Linked DNA regions of Homo sapiens: region 1 is linked to region 2. A link is an interaction called in ENCODE POLR2A ChIA-PET data of the cell type or tissue named here. Cell type or tissue: MCF 10A. All regions are shown on one strand. Each heading gives the region's core, and the rest is flanking DNA. Links, peaks and the distances in the headings are about the cores only. Region 1 has its middle 41 kb from the start of KAZN. Region 2 overlaps KAZN (kazrin, periplakin interacting protein).

Evidence for each region. ChIA-PET counts read pairs that join two places held together with the same protein. Peaks named below come from ENCODE experiments on the same cell type or tissue, not always from the same donor. Only the 100,000 strongest peaks of a DNase experiment are listed, where the experiment ranks them.
Region 1: POLR2A ChIA-PET joins it to region 2 with 5 read pairs; 2 of 35 experiments call an interaction of 5 or more read pairs at or near these places.

What each region holds. Positions count from the first base shown.
Region 1 is chr1:14,552,248-14,562,416 of GRCh38, forward strand. It overlaps a transcript of KAZN not described here. Among named protein-coding and RNA genes, the nearest start is that of KAZN, 41 kb to the right of the region's middle. In MCF 10A, for the core only: no CTCF peak of the experiment used is centred there; no DNase peak of the experiment used is centred there.
Region 2 is chr1:14,948,135-14,958,303 of GRCh38, forward strand. All of the region lies in intron 1 of KAZN (kazrin, periplakin interacting protein), which reads left to right. Among named protein-coding and RNA genes, the nearest start is that of TMEM51-AS1, 200 kb to the right of the region's middle. RefSeq lists an enhancer at 4,639-4,933. In MCF 10A, for the core only: no CTCF peak of the experiment used is centred there; a DNase peak (open chromatin) is centred at 6,227.

The sequences.
Region 1 (10,169 bases), core at 2,799-7,798, 400 kb before region 2:
CTGGGAAGGAAGAGATCTTGAGCGGTTCATTTCTGTTACAGAAAGATCCGGCTAGCAGAGCCTCCCTGCAGCTTACCAGGCTCCACGGAGAGCGGCCCAGGCAGGAGGGCTGGGAGCCGCCTGCAGGGAGGAGGGCAGCTGCCTCCCAGGCCCAGATCCCCACCCTCCGTACCACGGCTCCCCTTCCGGCAACCGGCAGTCTGATTCCAACTGCAGAGTGTGCCAACCTGAAGCTGCAACTTGGCGGTTGCCAGGGAAACTGCTCCCTGTATTTTCTGGTGGAAACTCAGAATTGGTGTGTAGCAGCTGGGTCTTGGGGAGCTTGTGCTATGTTCAAAGGAGAAGGGGTTCTCTCCTCCCATCACAAAAGCTGGAGGAGACCCCCATGAATGCCTCCATGCAAGTCTGGGCATGAGCATTCCAAGGGGGTGAGCAGCTGGACTCAGGCAACAGTTGGGCAAAAGAGCACAATAGTAATCATAAAATACAGGTAAGAAGAATTTCCCTTTATAGACTATTTACCATGAGTCAGGCAATGGCTTAAGCATTTTAAAATATATTATCTAATTTAGTGCTCACCAGGGGTCATTAATTCACATGGTTCTGGGGCCAGTTCAGGGATGGAAAGGAGTGACTCCAGCTTGTGTGAGACAATAAGGCTGGTGGGGACAGCAGCAGACTATGATGGGCTACAGCGGACTGGGGCAACTGCAGCCCATCAAACTGGGAAGCTAAGACTCAGCACAATTAGCCGTGCCCATCAGAACCACAGGCCCCATTATACAGACAAGGAAACTGAGGCTCAGAGGCATGCCTCTGGTTTTCCAAGACAAACTGAAAATACAGGCCAGGCACGTTGGCTCATGCCTGTAGTCCTAACATTTTGGGAAGCCGAGGCGGGCAGATCACTGGAAGCCAGGAATTCGAGACCAGCCTGGCCAACATAGCAAAACCTTGTCTCTACTGAAAACACAAAAAAATTACCCAGCCATGGTAGTGCACACTTGTAATCCCAGCTACTCTGGAGACGCTTGAACTGGGAGGTGGAGGCTGCAGTGAGCCAAGATCGCGCCACTGCACTCCAGCCTGGGAGAGAGGGAGACTCTGCCTCAAAAAACACATATATAGATTTTGATATGCAATCTCCTGATTCTTAAATCTTGGTAACTAATTCAAAACCATGTTCCGCCCCATGCAAGTGAAACTCAACATGTCAGTGCACCCAGGCCAGTCCTTGGTCACCTATGTATCACCTTGGCCTTAGAACTCTCTGAAGGAGAGGGCGCAAATCCCATTTTTCAGATGGGAAAACTTAGTCTCAATGCATGGACGTGGCTGGACCAGGGCCATGCGGCTAGTGAAGGTGCCCCCTTGCTGCTCAGTGCGTGAGCTTATCTGGGCTGTCAATTATCTGAAACCCCCCTCTTGGGCTTGGGGCTCCCAGGTGCCATGGCTTGGCACCATTGCCCATGTGGAACGATGGGGCTTAAATCCAAACACTACCTCCCAACCACCGGGTGGTTGTCAGGCGCCAGGGCAGCAACTGACACACTTGGCCAAACATCAGACTTTCCTGGTGGAGCGTTTTGAAATGACCAATCCTGGGCCTCACTGCTGGAAGATTTAATCAGTCCAGCGTAGGTTCCGGGCATTGGTATGTTTTAAAAAGCATCCCCCTGTGATTCTAATGTGTAACCAAGGGTGACACCACTCAGCCAGCTCCTTGCGTAAGTGCTGAACCCAAGCTTCTGGGAATTAGAGAATGTAGAAGAGTAATTAGGAACAAGGCTACTGGAGCCAGACAGACCTCAGCTGAGTCCCAGCACTGGCCCTCCCTAGCTGAGGAACTTGGGGAAATCAGTTCACCCCTTTGAGCCTCGGTGACCTCATTTCTATAACTCATGTCACTGGGTTCTCAGGGGGAATAAACATGGTTCTGTGGGGAGATATGAAGTGGTAACTGGCATACAGGAAGCACCCAATAAAAGTCGGTCTTCAGCTAGTACCGTCTCCACCTACAGCCACACAAATACAGCAGCAAAACGCAGTGAACCTGGGCAGAGCTGGGGGCTTAAACTGCACCCCTGTATCACCCAGGCATCCCCACCTAAAGTCAGTTCACAGCTCAGTCCCAGGAGGCCTTGGGTTCACACCCAGATGCATTTAGTTGCCCCCTGATGGACGGACCCATCATCTTCTAGGAAATGTGGCAAAATTTCACTTCTCATTTCCCTCTCCTTTAAGCCAAATCAGGAAGAATCTGGCAGGATAACCTGACCCTACATACGCGTCCCCTTTGAAACTTTCAACAGACAATGTCCCTCCTCAACATCATCATTTCCAAACTCTTATAACAGATATGATCTGAAACAGACAGAGGCAATTTAGAGGAAAGCATCTTAGAGATATTAATCCGGTACTTGACATCTCTAGAAAGATCTGTATTGGAGTCCATGTTTTCATGAGCAGGTAACCCTGTAAAATTAAGATCAAAACTGTCATATCTTCTCCAAATTGAGTTATCTGGGAGAAATCCTCTCCTATTTTCCTAGACCCTATAAGTCTTCCCTATGATAACAGATCGTTATTACCAATCAATTATTCACACACCGACGTCGAGTCACAAACCATCCCAGTGCTACACAAACCAAAACATTGCTTCTTCAAAACACATTTGATGGGAAAGACCAGTGCCCCCACAACCATTCCTGTTCCCGTAAGAGTTCCTTAGCTCCTTTTAGAGCTATGATTCCGAAGAACAAGTTAATGGTTACAGTTACAGCCGTGGAGGGACTGTCATCAAATACCTCTCCAAGAGTTCTGGGCTTGGGTCTCCTATCTGCTGTCATAATTGGCAAGTGTGACTTCACTGTGTCTTTACCCCAAGGATGGAAGTCCCCCTTCCAAATAGCAATTGAGTGGGGACACAGAGCTTGCATAGCAAATCTGCACTCCACAAAGTTTCATTTAAAGGAAATTTGTAGTTGCTTTATCCACACGTGCACCCTTGATGCCTACAGATTTTAGGAAGTGACTCAAGGCACACAGTCTTTCAGCAACACCAGTGTAGAACAATAGGCAAAAGGGACATTTAGCAATTACAGTAATAGTGATTTGCCATTGGCACATTTGTCCAGTAAAAGGCATAAATACGGGATCTCCAAGCTTTCTACAATTGTAGTTTCTCAGCATTTTGTTTAATTTGATAGGAAATGCCCCCACTCTTAAAGGTGCTATAGGAAATAACTTTACTTTAGAAATTACATTGAATCTACATTTCAAGATGTTTTAAAAACAGGAATATTTTTGACATCCCTGGAGATCAAAATGCCGTGTAGGAAAGTTGTGGTTGTAAATCTTCACTGGAAGAAAAAAAAAGAAGATCCCCAGGCATTTTAGAGTCATTTGCTTTATTTTACAAAGCTAGCTAGTGATAAAAGGGCAGATAACTCAGCTGTAAGATACAGGATTCTGTTGATTTCTGTTTGCTAGCCATTCCTGAGTCCACCGTGCCTTACCCAAGATCAGACACAGATTAAGTGCCCATCAGTGTTTGCTGACTGACTAGTCAACTGACCCCGATGTTTGTACAAAGGTGTTTGATGTGGGCAATAGGCTTGCCCCTTACTTATGATGTATTATATCTACAGAGACTGGACAACTTGCCTTGAAATCAAGATTTAGGTGGCCTCTGAACAGTACATGTGCAAAAACAATTACATCAGAGAGCAATGGTGTGCTTGGTTTCCCAACTCCCCATTCGGTGATATGTTGTTTACCTGAAACCACAGTAGGAGTACACCATGGAAACTGGCAAATCCTACAAGCTAGGAGGCTCTTTTCGGGAGAAGAGCAGTTCTTTTTACTTTTTTTTTTTTTTTCAGTCGGAGTCTCACTCTGTCCCCAGGCTGGAGGGCAGCGGTGTGATCTGTGCTCATTGCAAGCTCCGCCTCCTGGGTTCACACCATTCTCCTGCCTCAGCCTCCCGAGTAGCTGGGACTACAGGTACCCACCACCACACCCGGCTAATTTTTTGTGTTTTTAGTAGAGACAGGATTTCCCTGTGTTATCCAGGATGGTCTCGATCTCCTGACCTCGTGATCCACACGCCTCGGCCACCCAAAGTGCTGGGATTACAGGTGTGAGCCCCCGTGCCCGGCGGGGGAAGAGCAGTTCTTAAGCACAGCACCCCATTAATTCATAAGCACATGAAAATTAAATTTTTAGACAGGGACTCATGGAGGTGTGGAGCTAGAAATTTGTGTCTTCAAGCCAAGTCAACTGAGGGTGAATTTTCCAGCTGCCTCTTTCCATACTTCCCATTAAAAGAAGACAACATTTTTTTCTCCAGGATGTTTTTTTTCAGTTTGTATTCTGTTTTATCCAAATTGATAGTTGTTCACTGTCAAACAAGTAACCATTCATGCAAGAATTCCCACCTATATCTGCCTCTTATCATTACCATAACCTTAAGGGAACCCCTCTGCTCTCTTCCTGATCTGAGATTCTCCATCTCTAAGAAGAGGGAGTGAGATTAGATGAGCTTCAATGGCCCGTTTGGCTCTGACATTCTATCCCCGATTTTACTAACAGACAGCTCTTAGTGCCCAACTTTAAATATTCCCGAGGACCCTTGCATGGCTGATCTGGCTTGCTTTAAGGAACAGTTTGTCGCCAAATTCAGAAAGCAATAAATGGCAGACCATTTGGAAGCTGAAAGAATTCATTCTGTGCTCAAGAGCTGTAGGTGGGTAGGGGAGTTTCCTGGGGATGCCTGAGTCTACAAATAATCCACACAGCAAAATAAAGCTACACAAGAAATAGCAGGGGGATGAAAAAAACGAAATCTGCCCTAGGACCAACAAAAGCAGAAATAACGTGGGCAAATAGTAAAGTCAAAATTTTAGCAGACTGCATGAAAAATATGATACAAAAAAATTAATGTGAATCTTAAGTTATCCCCAACACCTGGTAACAGCATTCATTTAGAAATAGAAAATATGGGAGACATTTGCATTGACCAATGGCCAAACCTTTGTGCATTCATTAAATCAAAGTTATTTTTAAAAGACTCCTTTGTGTATTCCAGCTATCTAAATGGGTACCAGTTAAAGGAAAAATCTTTGCAGTCCCTGGACTAAAAATCAAAATCTCCAATGTCCATAGGTGCCAGATACATAAATGAGAGAATGGCGTAGGTGTCAGAGAAGTTGGCATAGGTACATTTTTTCCACATTAAATATAAATATATTTGTAATAAATAAACAAATAATCGATATTTATAAATATATAAAAAATATAAAAGTTAGTCGTCAGCTTCCTGAAGAAATTTGGCCTGTGTTAGGGTTCTCCAGAGAAACAAAACCAATAGGGTGTGTGTGGGTGTGTGTGTGTGTGTGTGTGTGTGTGTGTGTGTGTGGTGTGTGAGAGAGAGAGAGAGAGAGAGAGATTTGTTGTAAGAAATTGGCTCACATGACTAAGGAGGCTGGCAACTCCCAAGATCTGAAAGGTGAATTGGCAAGCTGGAGAGCCCATTGTGTAGCTCTAGAATGAAGAGAGTGATGGTGCATGTCTGATTAATATTTGTCTTCCCAGCTCCTGCTACAGAGCCTGGAATTCAACAGTTGGTGACTGGTTGACTCCAAAGTAGAAAACCAGCCAGTGCACTAATATTATTGACCTTCATAAACCCCCTCCATTTAGAAGACCCCAAACACCTTTGCAGATTTAGCCTGAGCTGATGTGAAAGCCACCAAACTCTGATGTCCAAAGGGAAAGCAGTCTCCCCAGATCACAGTGCCACTCTTGTGATAACATACCAACATTAGAAAGAAAGAATCCCTTCTTCTTTTCAAGTTCTACAGTCACAGATTAAAACAATGCCAGCCTCCCCTTCCTAAATTCTGCAGAGAAGGCCCAGCTCCTCTCTTTGAAGGCAAAGAACTTGTCCCCAGTTGTTTTCAGTAATGATCCCACAACAGCACAAATGCTATTTGATCATCTTGTTACACTAGTCGCCAAAATGAAACACCACCAGCAAAATTTAGAAGGTAAATGGACCAGCTGGGCTCAGCTGCAAGTACCAATACTGTGTGTGTGTCAGGAGCATGCAACCTCCCAAGAAGCAAGTAAACATCTTTTTTCTTTTTACTGCTTGTCACTCATTTACCTCCAAGATGCTTAGCAAGGATTATCGTTTGTTGGGAGGTCCTTGGATGAGCCAGCCATTGTGATAAATACAGATTGGTAATATTGATAGATTTTTAAATGCTTTCTCAGCTGGGTACATCCAATTTCTTATTCTTTTTGAACATAGAGTCATGTTCTGTTTCTTGGTCAGATATTTGGCTGGAAGGGGGAGTCTCAGAGAATATATCTTCAGTATAAAAGAGTATCAGGTATATACAGTAGCATGTGGGCTTGTGAGCGTTTGCATATGGGAAGGAACGGTCTTCTGCCTCACGCTGGGATGTAAGCTTCTTGACGGGCTTTGATCCGCAGTTGTCTGTATTCTATCATCTAGCCTAGAGTATCTAGGTCTAGAGTAGGCTGTTCCGGTTAAGCATCTTTTTGTTGCACAGAACAGAAATCCTCTCAAATGAGCTCAAGATAAAAGTGGGGCTTATGAAAGGCATCCGCAGTCTCATGGGGCATGGAGAACCAGGAGTCTCTCTCTTCTTTCTTCATTTCACCTTTCTCATCTTTCCTCCTCTCACCTTCTCTCTGCCTCCTCTGCCCTTTGATCTTGCCCATGGCCCCAAATGGTTGCTCTAGCTCCAATGAAATGAAATGTAACCCAAGGATAAGTGATCTTTTAGCTCAAGCACCTCCTATAAACTGGAGCTTCCTTTTGTATCTCTTGGCTCAAAAGGGATCTAATTGTCCCAAATGAGTCCCTTGGGTTTTATATTCCAATCAACTGAGCTGAGCCTTGGGGGAGGGTAGCAGGATACTGCATGTGTAGAGTTGGCTCTTCTAGTGCTGGAAGAAGACAAAGGAAATGTAGCTATTATAAAGGTGTTTGACGGCAAATGCATGTTGAATGAATAATTCACCAACTAGAGGGCCTTTTCCCCTAACAAACAGAAGAAAAGAAATGCCTAGTTGGAGAGGAGTTAATGCCATTCCATCCTCGGAATGATGGGTCTCACAGTCTATGCTTTAGGATGGCCAGGTTCTGGCACCTCTGGGAAAACTGCCTTCAAGCCACTGATGCTATGATCTGGAGCAAGTGGCCCATAACTCCTCTGTGCCACAGTTGCTCCATCTTTAAAATGAGACCAGAATTATCTGCCTCTCAATGTGTTTGTGAGAATGGAAACAGGCCAGTAGACGAAGAAGAAGATACTGTAAATTCCCAAGACCGGACTGCATTCTCGAGGCCAGAGCTTCCAATCCATTTCCATTGAGGGCTCAGAAAGCACATTTGTAGACTTCAGTCCTTCCCTAGTTAGAGGTAAGGATCCCCCACTGTCTCCACCCCACTCTCAACCCTGAAATAATACCCTTCAGCTGAAGGAGTCAAAAGACCTGAAACCAAGTTCCAAATCTGCGTGCAACTCCTTGTGTGACCTTGATGAAGTCACTCACCCTGTCCAGGCCTCTGTTTCCTTACAAACAATGTGAGAATTGGAGGAGAGCAAGTGACACTCACCAGTCCAAGACCTAGGGCTGGTTCAGGGCCACATTTTAATTGCTATGCAGCAAAATTAGAAAAATAAGTCAATATGGTGAGTTTTCATAATGCCTGACTTATTCAGTTCAAATGTCTGTACTTTATTCTGAGGTTATGCCCTCCCTTCTCTTTTTGTGGTGAATGGCCTTTCTTTAATGAAGGTAAAGACATCTTTTGTTTTAACATTCCCACTGTCCTTTCTTGAAATAAGAAGGTGGCCACCCCATATCTGCCCTCACTGCTTATTTATTTTTCATCGGTCTACAAAATCCCAAAGTATGACAATTAGTAGAGAAGGTGACCTCAGTAGTCCTTTTAAGCTCTGACAGGATCAGATTGTAAGGGCGGCATGAGGATTCCCAGACCCAGAGCCAGATGGCCTGGGTTCAAATTCTGACCCCTTCAATGATAATAGCTACCTGCGAGTCAGGTGGATCACTTGAGGTCAGGAGTTTGAGACCAGCCTGGCCAACATGATGAAACCCCATCTCTACTAAAATACAAAAATTAGCCAGGCGTGGTGGTATGTGCCTGTAATCCCAGCTACTCAGAAGGCTGAGGCAGAGAATTGCTTGAACCCAGGAAGCAGAGGTTGCAGTGAGCCGAGATCGCGCCACTGCACTCCAGCCTGGGCGACAGAGCGAGACTCCATCTCAAAATAATAATAATAAATAATACCTACCTGACAAGTTGTTGTGAGGATTTAGCAGGTTCAAGGATATACAGTGCTTTTGACAGTGCCTGGCACAAGGAGAGCGTCCATTAAATAACAGTGGTGGTGGTGATGATGATGATAATGATGATGTGAAGAAGGAGAAGATGGGAAAGAGGAAGAAGGAGTAAAGATGGAGAAGGGAAAGGGAAGGCAAAGGCAAGGGAGAGAGGAGTTTCCATACTGGATTCGGCTTTCTGGTTGTTATCTCAGGTATTGAATAAGTAGAAGTAACACAGCCAGGCCTTACATCCGAAATGGCAAGAACAGGAAGTTGGATGGTACCTAAGGCAGTTCTGGCTAATGGCATACTATGTTGCCCCATCAGGAAGAGAAGTGTGTGGCTGTCTGTGCCAGGGTCCCACCATTAACACAAGCCCTCCCTGTCTAAGCTCCTCTCTGCATCAACTCCTGAGTGCTCACTCTGGAGGGAGCACCTGCTTGGTTCCATCGGCACCATCAGCCTTTCTGGGAAAAACTCCCAAACCATATTTCCCATACACTGTGGCCAGCCTGTGGATTGGCTGCCCCTGGGTCAGGTGCCCTTCACTGACCCAAACAGCTCATGGCTGAATCAGCTCATGGCTGAATCACTGAGCTATTTTAAAACTCCCAAAGAAATGGGAATATTCCGAGTGGGTAAACACTCTGGGGTTTCCCAATAACTTCTAGCTAATGGCACAGCTGATAAGAGATGGAAGGGACAGAAAAGGCATTGAGGAGGCCTGGGAAGGACATGACAGACCCGAGACTGGCGAAAAGATAAAGAAAATGATGATTGAAAGGCTTGTTTCCCAACACTGGCTTGATTGGCTGCTTTGGGTCCAGTTCTTACCCCTGGGCCAATCAGCTTTTGGGGAGGGGTGGCCCATGTGACCAGAAATGCAGATCAGTGGCTGCAGGTGGGAAACTTTCACATCCCGGAAGCTGGAGTTACAGTCAATACTGGGAGGAGACAACCATAGTCCTCCCATGTCGAAAGTTCTGCTGGGCGCAGTGGCTCGCACCTGTAATCCCAGCACTTTTTGGGAGGCCAAGGCAGGTGGATCACCTGAGGTCAGGAGTTCAAGACAGACCTGGCCAATATGATGAAACCCCATCTCTACTAAAAATACAAAAATTAGCCGGGCGTGGTGGCGGGCACCTGTAATCCCAGCTACTTGGGAGGCTGAGGCAGGAGAATCGCTTGAACCCAGGAAGCGGAGGTTGCAGTGAGCCGAGATCGTGCCACTGCACTCCAGCCTTCATGAAAGAGCAAAACTCCATCTCAAAAAAAAAAAGAAGAAAAAAGTTTCAAAAAGCCTCTGAAATTCCTCCTAGTTGAAGAAAAGTGGCTCCCCAGAGAGAAGGCCTTTGAAAAACCCAGGAACCTGGGAGACCCGTTTGCCTCCCCCTGGGGATGGACCCATCAAAGGCACAGAATTACTTACCAGGCAAGTGGAAGTGGCAATCTCTTAAGCTTTTATTAGGTAAGCCTCCACCCCTTTGAGGACACACGACTGCCATTCTGTTTGGCAAATAAATTGAAATCTTCCAGCTAATTTGGAGCTATTCATGCTACTAACTTCTAATTTGGAAAAGGGTGAATTAGTTGTGAGCAATTGCCTGGGAGTCAAAGCATCTGAGACCAAATTCCAACAGCAAGGGAAGTGGAGGGAAACCAATCTGAAATATTTGGGATACGGAAAAAGTATGCTTGCTTTCGTATTCTGGATGATTGACACTAGTTCTGAAGTTGTAGACATTTTGTAGCTTGACTCACCTGGATAAATTTGACTGTAT
Region 2 (10,169 bases), core at 3,145-8,144:
GTCTCTGACAAAAACAGTGTATCAGGATTCTTTTTCAAGTACAAGGGATAAAAAAGATGCAACTCAAACTGGCTTAAATGAAAAAGGGAATAATTGGCTTATGTAACTGAAAAGTTCAGGGATAGGATCTGGCTTCAGGTGTGGTGTGATCCAGGACTCAACTATTCGGATATTATCTGAATCCTGTCCTGGTCTCATTGGCTCCTCCCCTCCCAATGGCAAGACAGCTGCCAGCAACTCCAGGCTCCATCCTCACAGCCTGAGCCCATTGGTAAAGAGAGCACCTGGATCCTGGTGCAGAGATTTACCTCTGATTGGACTGACTTGGGTCATGTGCCTTCTCCTGAACCAGTCACAGTGGTCAGGGTGATTCAGTAATCTCATTAGCCAGACTGGGTCATATTTTCATCCCTGAACCACAGGTGTTGACAGTGGGGGCTCCTGAAAGGGAAATGGAGGTGCCATGTTGAAAAGAAGGGTCATAGATGTCAGCCAGACAGAAACGTCTGCTGCCCAGTCCAGCGGGGGCTAATAGAGAAATTTGGAAAGAAAAGGCTGGATGAGGTGGCCTCTCAGAGAAAGCAGTAGCATGGAGGCTCAGCTTGATGGCTGTGCTAGGAGTCTTCCTTGTACCAATAGGATGGCCCAGTAAGCTCCCATCCCAAGTCAGCCCACCTGACTTGTGATGAACTGGCAACAACTTGCTGCTTCTAATCCCTCAGTGGAAAATGTGCTCATTAGGCCAGTCATGGTGGCTCATGCCTGTAATCCCAGCACTTTGGGAGGCTGAGGCGAGCAGATCACTTGAGGTCATGAGTTTGAGACCAGCCTGGCCAACATGGCAAAATGCTGTCTCTACAAAAAATACAAACATTAGAAGGGCGTTGTAGCACATGCCTGTAATCCCAGCTACTCGGGAAGCTGAGTCAGGGCACTTGAACCCAGGAGGCGGAGGTTGCAGTGAGCCAAGATCATGCCACTGCACTCCAGCCTGGGCAACAGAGTGAGACTCCGACTCAAAAATAATAATAATAATAATAATAATAATAATAATAAGTAATTTGTCTGTGGTTTTACATTAAGCAACTGAATTGGGATTAAAGGGAAAAAAACATTCCTTTATTAAAACAACAGTTAATAAATACTAACTTAAAAACAAAAAAAAGAAAAAGAAAATGTGCTCACTGAGGGCTGGAGGAGGCAGCTGGCCAGGCCCTGAGCAGAGGCCAGCACTTCCCCATCCCTCCTGCCCAAGCAAATTCCCAAGTAGGTAGGAGCAGACTGTTCATAAGTCATCAAGGAGGCCTGGCCATGGGCTCTGGGACTGAGCAGTCCTTGCTGCCACCAGCAGTCGGGAACCCAGCCACTCTGGTGGCAGGCAGGTGCCTGCCTCTCCCACCCCCACCCAGATGGTGTTTTTCGAGATTCACATTCCTCCTGGTGCCAGAAGCACCTGCCAAGTGATTTTTGTAGCCTCTGCCATGAAGGTGTTACCCAAACCTCCGGCAGACCCCAGGGGGCTGCGTCCTGCAGTGCCAATCCTCAGGTGAAGTGGGGCTGGAGGTCTGCGATTCCTTGACTTCCCCAGGACATCCCTGCTTCTGAGCCTGTGACTGTCACCCTTCCAGGACAGCGACATGGTTGCTGCCCAGCCTGTGTTTGGTGAGGGGTGGGTGAAGGCATGCAGGAGAGTACAGGTTTTCTGGGGTGTGGAGCTGGGTGGGCCCATCTCCCCATGGGAACTCTGGGCAGCAAGATGGTAGAAGAGGATCCGCTTGGCACTCAGGGCACCGAGGAGGGTCTGGCTAAAGGTGTGTTTACAGGCCAGCGGCTTCACCGGAAGAGCCTCTGCACGGAAGACGGTTTCAACACCACCTAACGGAAAAAACAGTTACTGTGCAATATGAGAAAAGGACAAAGGCTGTATTACCTGAGTCCCTGCACCCTCCACACCCACCCGTAGTAAGAATTACCAAGCGGCTCTCCGGGCTGGGGAGCGCCGTGGAAGAAACCCTGTGGAGGAGTGGGTGGGTGTTATTTGAGAGTCTTCTCCTATTTGGGGATTGCTGTACTGCTTCCCATCACCCCCTACCGAGTGTCAGGATCATATGACACAGGCCCAGAGGACATGGAAATCTCCACCAAGCCAGGCTCCTGTTCTTGCCTGCCTGCAACCCTGGGGACTGAGGGAGGGATGGGAGGGTCCGTTTGGCAAATGGGGACAGAGGTGGTTCAAGAAGATGGGGCTGTTTCCAGCTCCCCATGCAGGGACCAGGCAGGAGAGGGGAGGCCAGGCTGGGCCTGAGAGGGTCAGCCCCACAGAGGGAGTGACGCCAAGCCTAGGCTTACCTCTCCCCGAAGGCTCAGGATGGCCAACAGAAACATGGGCTTGAGGCTGGCATTTTCCAGCCTACACTGGCAGACTTCTCACTCCACAGGCAAATCATTAAGCTTAGGACGCTGCGAGCTGAGTTTCCCTGTGGCAGCTGTGGTCACATACAGAGCTTTCAGGAGGCTTTGGAGGGGTCTGCAGTAGAGAGCCAGTGTGGCTGCTGCGGCGGCCCTGGGCTGAGCTAATCCAAGACTCCCAACCCCACTCAGATGCTGGGTCAGCTGAGCAAAGACACTGAGGTTCTGTGACCTCAGGCCTCCCAGTCCAGGGAAAAGATGGAAATGGGGGTAACTCTCCAGGGAGGGTTTCAGGGTTGTCTGCCCAGCTGCAGGCCCAGAAAGGAAGAGTGCACAGGGCTTTTGTCTACCTGCAGGGTGTCTTGAGTCTGGCAGCAGTACCCACAGGAGAAAGGGAATAACTCAGTGGTTACAAGCAACAGCAAACTTCCTATGTTTAACTGCATGTTCTCTCTGTGGCTCAGTTTCTTTTGTAAAATGGGGACATCCCCTAGGGTTTTTAAGGGGATTGAGAATTCATGCACATGAAGATTTCAGTCAATCTCAACACATGTGAAAGGCTCAGAAAGCATAACTGTTATCACCTGGGCAAAGGCGACAAGCACATTCAAGATCAGAGCAAAGATGCATTTCTTTCCTGCCACGTGCTATGCCCACACAAGTACAGAACCGAGGAGGTGCCCTAGTCCACTGGCAAAGACTCCCATCCCCTCTGCCCTGGGCAGTGGGCTCTGCCGGCCTCCTCATCTCTGATTCTTCCTTTCAGAACTCCCCTCCTCTGCTGGGTACCTGCTTTGTTGAATACGTTAATAACATTCATCCTGTCACTGCTTAGCCTTGGGGTCCTGGGAGTCCCTGTCTCTTAATATGACTTTGCCCATGAGAGTCATTGTGTCTCTGTCTTTTTTTTTAATTTTTATTTTATTTATTTATTCATTCATTCATTTATTTTAGACATAGCCTCGCTCTGTCACCCAGGCTGGGATGCAATGGCACAATCTCGGTTCACTGCAACCTCCACCTCCCAGGTTCAAGCAATTTTCCTGCCTCAGCCTCCCAAGTAGCTGGGATTACAGGTGGCCGCTACCACACCTGACTAATTTTTTGTATTTTTGGTAGAAATGGGGTTTTACCATGTTGACCAGGCTGACCTCGAACTCCTGACCTCAGGTGATCTACCCGCCTCAGCTTCCCAAAGTGCTGGGATTAAGGCATGAGCCACCATACCCATCTGTGTCTCTGTCTTAAAGCTTTAACCCTCCAAGGGCAATATGATTCCTTATTTTTAGGATAAGCATCATTCCAGTGTACTAAGATCACATTTGGACCTGATTTGGGCCCAACTCAATAATAGCAAGAGTGGTGGCCAAGGGAGCACTCACAACCTCCTAGGTGCTGCTGGACCAGTGCATGGCAGGGCGGCCGCAGAGCCCAGCAGACCTGGGCTTGATCCCGTGCCCTGCCAATGTCTGTGAGCCTCAGGCGGGGACCACCGCAACCCTACATGGGGTCATGAGATGAGGGCTGTCATCCAGCACATGGCATCCACCTGCTCAGGGGTGGCAGCAGCCATGGTCTCTGCAAGGCTTCATGGAGACAGTGGCAGGTCAATACAGAGCTCTTGTCACTTGGAAGTGACTTCCATTTGACTGTGGTGGGTGTGGGACCATTCTCTAGGCATCTGATTTCTTTCCCACTGTGTGTGTGTGTGTGTGTGTGTGTGTGTGTGTGTGTCTCAAGCAAACACACTAGTGTTTCCTGGTCACACAGACCCCTCGCTATCCACAAAGCCACCAAGATGGATGGGGTTTAGACCAGGATACCCCTTTCACGGGGGCCTGCTGGAGAATAGGGGGTTGATTGGTTGTGTATCTGGATTTATTTTGCAGGGAGGGCTATAAAAATGAGTTTTTAATGGAAAATCTGAAACATGCTACTGCTATATTTAGATTTTTTTTTCTTGGGGTATAATTCACATACAGTGAAATGCTCAGCTCTTTAGTGTACAGTTTGTGTTCAGTGAGTTTTGATATTTGGGCGTGAGGCTGTTGATCAGGGTGTCCACCCCGATGGTCAGCTGGGGACGGTCCCTCCAAGCCTGGACTCCACTCAGAGCCCCCCAAGCTCTCTGCTTCCCTAGTTCTCTAGACTTGATGGCTCAGCCTTCAGCACATTCATCTCTGCTGTTTCATCCACCTTCCTGGGCTGGGGAAGCCCGAAGGTCAGGGTTCTGCATTTAGTGAGGCCAAGGTTTTCCTCCGGAAGATCAAGGAGGTTTGCCCTTTTCCGAAATGATCATGATGAGCTACATTTGACCCTCATGTAGAACCTTCCGGAGAGTTTCCACTGAGATGATTGCTTTGTTTAATGTTTACCGCAGGCCTGAGAGACTGGCCTTGGCTCCATTTTCAGATAAGAGATCAGAGGTTGCTTGTCCACAGGTCAAATAGCTGGGAAGTGGGGGAGCCAAGACTGAGCCCCAGCTGGCTGACCCCAAACCTGCATGCCCGCCTCAGAACTGCACTGCGTGCCTCCCAAGAACACGGCACAGAGCATGGTGTCGGGTGTTGGGTGTGAGCAGAACAGAGTCCCTGCCCTCATGGAATGGACAGGCTGACTCCATGGCCACACCCTTCTCCAGGGGCTGTGTGGGGAGTGTCCCCAGTGGAGGGCCAGAACCACCATGCGCTGAGTGGCTGACTCACTCATACCCTGCTGAGGGGCATGCCCCCCTCTGCTGGCATCCACCAAGCCAAGCCTGGTTGCCACCTGGGCCCTGCTGGTTCAGGAAGCCCTTGTGTCACCCACAGACCTTGCTCCTCTCCTTTTGGAAGGTGGTAGTGTGGGAGTTGAGGCTGGAGGTGCTGGAACCAGACCATCTGTGTCCAAACCCTGGCTCTGCTCTTCACCCTGTGTGACCTTGGCCAAGCCATTTAACTCCTCTGTGATTCAACTTCCCCATCTATAAACTGTGGATGATAAAATAGGATCTGCTTCATGGAGCTACTGTGAGAATTAAACTAGTTAAGTAGGTAAAATACAGCAAAGCTTAGAACATATAGTATGTGCTCAATAAGTGTTAAGAAAGATGTAATTGTTATTATAATAAATAATAATCATAATATTATTGTTACTTAGACCTTTGGCTTGGGGAGGCTGGATTTACAAACCTACGATTCACCAAGAGTCTTAGCAGTCTGAGAGGTCGCCTTCTGTTAAAAGGTGGCTGCTGTAGCTCTAGCCATTGAGTCCACTTCCCAGAAGTGGAGAAAGTGGAGAAAGGTGGAGAAAGAGGTAAAGCCTTATTTTTGTAAGAGTCATTCCTCCTAAAGGACTTTTTTCTGCACCTCACTGCCCAGAAGTGTGTCACATGGACAACCCTAGCTGCAAGGGAAGCTGAAAATAGCATTTTTAGAAAGTGGGACTCATTGCTTTTGCAAACTAAAGGAGATGGGCTGCAGAAGGGCAAGGGTCTGCCCCAGCTCCCTTTGCCACCTGGTATGGACCTTTCCTCTGAGTGGGTACACCACACCCCCTTTCCCTTGGGGAGGAGGCCCCTGGGGACCTGCTGCATGGCCTGCCAGCTGGTATCATTATCCCCCCTGAGGGCAGCACCATTGGTAACAGTTGGCTCCCTGGGGCAGGAGGGCCACCGTTTCCCAGACAATGTTTACTTCCTGCTACCATGGCCAAGAGAACTCTGCTAAGTCTATGGGTTTTGGGCCCCTCTACTTAGAGGCCTGAGGGCACTGTGGTTCCCCAGCGTCAGCAGAAAGGTACCCAATCAGTCTTTGGGCAAAGGCCAGGAGAGTTTTTTGTCCTTGGGCAAAGGCCAAGAAAGTTTTCTCCAGTAAGGATGACTCCTTCCTCAGTAGCTGTCTTGCCTTTGGCAAATGGCTTTCTCCTGTCATTGGGTCATCAGCCTGAGCTGTACCAGATGCTTAACAAATACCATCTTCATCTCACACCCTCTAGCCCAGTGCCAACAGGAGAGCTTCGTGCAGTCATGGCAGCGGTCTGGATCTGCACTGTCCGGTACCCTAGCTCCTAGCCACGTGGGTGCACGTGAAATGTGGCTAGAGAAACTGAGTTTTTCATTTTAATTAATTTATACGTAAGATAGTCACCTGTGGCCAGGCCCAGTGGCTCACACCTGTAATCCCAGCACTTTGGGAGACTGAGGCGGGCAGATCATAAGGTCAGGAGATTGAGACCATCCTGGCTAACACGGTGAAACTCCATCTCTACTAAAAATAGAAAAAATTAGCTGGGCGTGGTGGCAGGCGCCTGTAGTCCCAGCTACTCGGGAGGCTGAGGCCGGAACCCAGGACCCAGGAGGCAGAGCTTGCAGTGAGCCAAGATCGCGCCACTGTACTCCAGCCTGGGCGACAGCACGAGACTCCATCTCAAAAAAGAAAAGATAGTCACCTGTGCCTAGCAGGTACCATACTAAGCAGTGCAGCTATAGACCCTGCCCATGAGGGGAGAAACACAAAATCGGTAGCATTCATCTAGACTCATAAAGAGTGGGTCCCTCTAAGGGAACCCATGTTGTGAAGGCCCAGAGAGAGACAGTGACCGGCCCAAGGTCACACAGCAACGTAATCTTTCCTCTGAGAAAGAAACACAAGTCTTCCAACGGCAGCTTCTTTATTGTTTCTTCAGAAATGTGGTTGGTCCCGTCAGTGCAGAGGGGAAGGTGAGTTGTGGACACAGTGCTCAGTGTGCCAGGCACATGTAAGCGCTTTACGCATGTCTTATTTATTCCCATCTCCCCCGTTTTACAGGTGAGGCCACCGAGGCCCAGGGAGAAGTGCCTGCTGGTGGCCCCTGAGCTGGTGAATTGAGAGGCTGTGCTCTTGGAGCTTAGGCTGAGATTGCAGTACCAGGGCTGTCTCCACTCCTGGAAGAGTCTGGGGGATGCGAGACCTGGGCCTCCATGCCCAGCTGGGGCAGATGCAGTTAGCAAGCTCCGATAAGCCTCTCTCTTTCCATGGAGTTGTTTTTCCAGCCTGGTCTCCTAAGACTTGGCTCCTGCAGGTGCCGCACCTGGTGACCCGCCCTGGAGGCTCCCATCAACTTACTCACAGCCTGACTGGAGGGGCAGGGCTTAGGCATCAGGTACACCTGTTAGGAAGGTGCACGCAGGAAAAAATCTGCCTTTGCCACTGTTAGTCAAAGAGAAAGGCACATGGCACCCAGCTCCATCTCACTCTCTGCTCTCATCTGAGTGCAGGGTGCAGAGAAGACCCTGGCAGATGCCCTTCCTGTGCCTGCCCCGCCTCCCTCCTGTGCAGTGCTCAGGCAAAGCCTGCTCCCCTGGTTGCCCCATTTCATGGTGTCAAAATCCCCGTGAGATGAGAGTAGCACTGCTGGCATTAAACACAAGATGCCCAGTTAAATTTAAATTTCAGATACGTGCTGAATCAATTTTTAATATAGGTTGGGACATATACTGAAAATGATTTGTTGTTTATCTGAAATTCAAATCTAACTGTGCGTCTAGGGGTGTTTGTTTGGCATTACTTTGTTTTGTTTTGCTTACTCTGGCAACCCTAAGTGGGTGGCATCTGTGCAGCATACATGACAACTGAGACCCAGAGAAGTGACACGAGGCTTATGCAAAGTCAAGACAAGGCCCCGGCCAGGCCTGGGTTTGAAGCCAAGTCTCTTGGAATCCTTTGCCTTCTTCCTGGACAATAGTAAACAATCTTGGTGGCTTCCTTGGGTGGTTGGAAGAGACCCAGAAGTCACTGAAAAAAAAAAAAAAAAAAGACCCAGCACGGTGGCTCCCACCTGTAATCCCAGCACTTTGGGAGGCTGAGGCAGGTGGATCATCTGAGGTCAGGAGTTCGAGACCAGCCTAGCCAACATGGTGAAACCCCATCTCTACTAAAAATACAAAAAATTACCCAGGCGTGGTGGCGGGTTTGTAGCCTGTAATCCCAGCTACTCAGGAGGCTGAGGCAGGAGAATTGCTTGAACCCGGGAGGCAGAGGTTGTAGTGAGCTGAGATCGTGCCATTGCACTCCAGCCTGGGCAACAGGAGTGAAACTCTATCTCAAAAAAAAAAAAAAATTAAACAAAAACAAACCTGCCTCTTCTACCTGTGTGACAATGGACATACTGTTAGCAGTCACTCACACCTTATTGTGAAATAGACTCTTAGTGACAGCCAAGCAGGGAAGAGGGGCCCTGGCAGGATGGTAGATTGAAGAGTATTGATCGAGAGGAGAAAATTCCAGCCTTGGCGACTGCTAGAGACAGTGAGCTGAGGTGGGAGCACCGAGGGGTGGTTGGGGCTGAGGCCTTTTATAATCTGACCTCTCCAGCCTTCCTCCTGTTCTTCCTCACCTGGCACCCATTTCCTGGTCACTCAAGACCCTCCAGCTTTGCAGCCGCCTTTGCTCACACCATTTCCTCCTTCCCCAGTCGCATCCTCTAGGGTCCATCTGGAATGCCGCCAACTTCTCAAGGGTGTCCGAGTGCTCTGAGCAGATGTGGGCCCTTCCGTGTTCTGTTTCTTCGTGTGTGCGTCTATTTGCTGGAGGCTTCTTGAGGCCAGGAGTCTTTCCTTCTCTCTCCTGGCCTGGAATGTAGGTGGGCCCCAAATGTTTACCCGGAATGAGAGCAGGGGCATGGCCCCAAAAGCAAACCTCCTACTTAGGAGTTTTGCTAAGAGACTTGCTGCCTCCATGGCATATGAGATTTGGGGATCCTTTGACCGTGGGGTCCAGGAGCACTAGCCTGAGAGTGGGGCCTGTCTGGGGCATTCACCCCAGTGCCCCCGTGCCTAGAGCCGTGCATGGTATGAGGCAGGGGCCTCTCCATGTTGGGTGGATGGAGCCATTCGACAGACGTTACCGAGTGCCCGTGATGTGTCGCGCAGTCACTGTTTCCAGCGCTGAAGACCCAACAGTGAAGGAGACGAGGCAGGATATGCGATTGGGCCCCGCTCTCGGATCCTGTGTCCACCAAGCACGCCGCTGGGGAGCGAGTGAGCCTCCACGTCACTACGGGGTTTTGTCCGGGTTGCCTGCCGTGCTGTTGACGCTGGACAGGAGCGGAGCCGTTTTAGGTCTCTTGAGGCTGTGACAGTGAGGCTGAGACAGGCTGATGGGAAGGAAATCATGAAGAGGGGAGACGAGCTCCCAGGCAGGTCACAGCTCTGCGGAGGCCCTGAGGTGTGGCGAGTCTAGCGCCTTCCAGAACTGAGAGAAGCTGGCATCCTGAAGGAGGCCTCAGACAGGGCCAAAGAGGCAGCTAATATGCTAGGTGGGGCGGGGAGGCTGTCGGCACCGAGTGAGATGTGCCTTGCACCTCAGAGGCGCCCTCGGGCTTCTGTGGGGAGGAAGGACTCGGGTTAGGAGGAGCTGGGAGGGCAGGGAGGTGCCCTGGGAGGCCTCCTCTCCTTACAGGGGTGGCTGGGCCCATTGTGGCCTCAGGAAGTGATGTGAGATGGATGAGGGAACAGGGGCTGGAGTTGCCACCACCTTTTCCCAAGGCCGCTGGTGGGAGAGAGGCGCCCCATCCTCAGGGCTCAGCCCTGCTCCCCCTCTGCCTGCTCCCTCCCCTGGACCTGGCTCTGCCCGCTCAGCCTCGAGGCCAGTGGATCCCTAGTAGTCCAGAGGGTTGTAGTGCCTTAGAGATTGCCAGCAGGCACTGATGGCGAGGGTAGGGCATCTAGGAAAGGGCAGTGCATTACCAATATTGGACCTTCTCTGTGTACATGGCATTCACGGAGCACATCTTGCATAGGT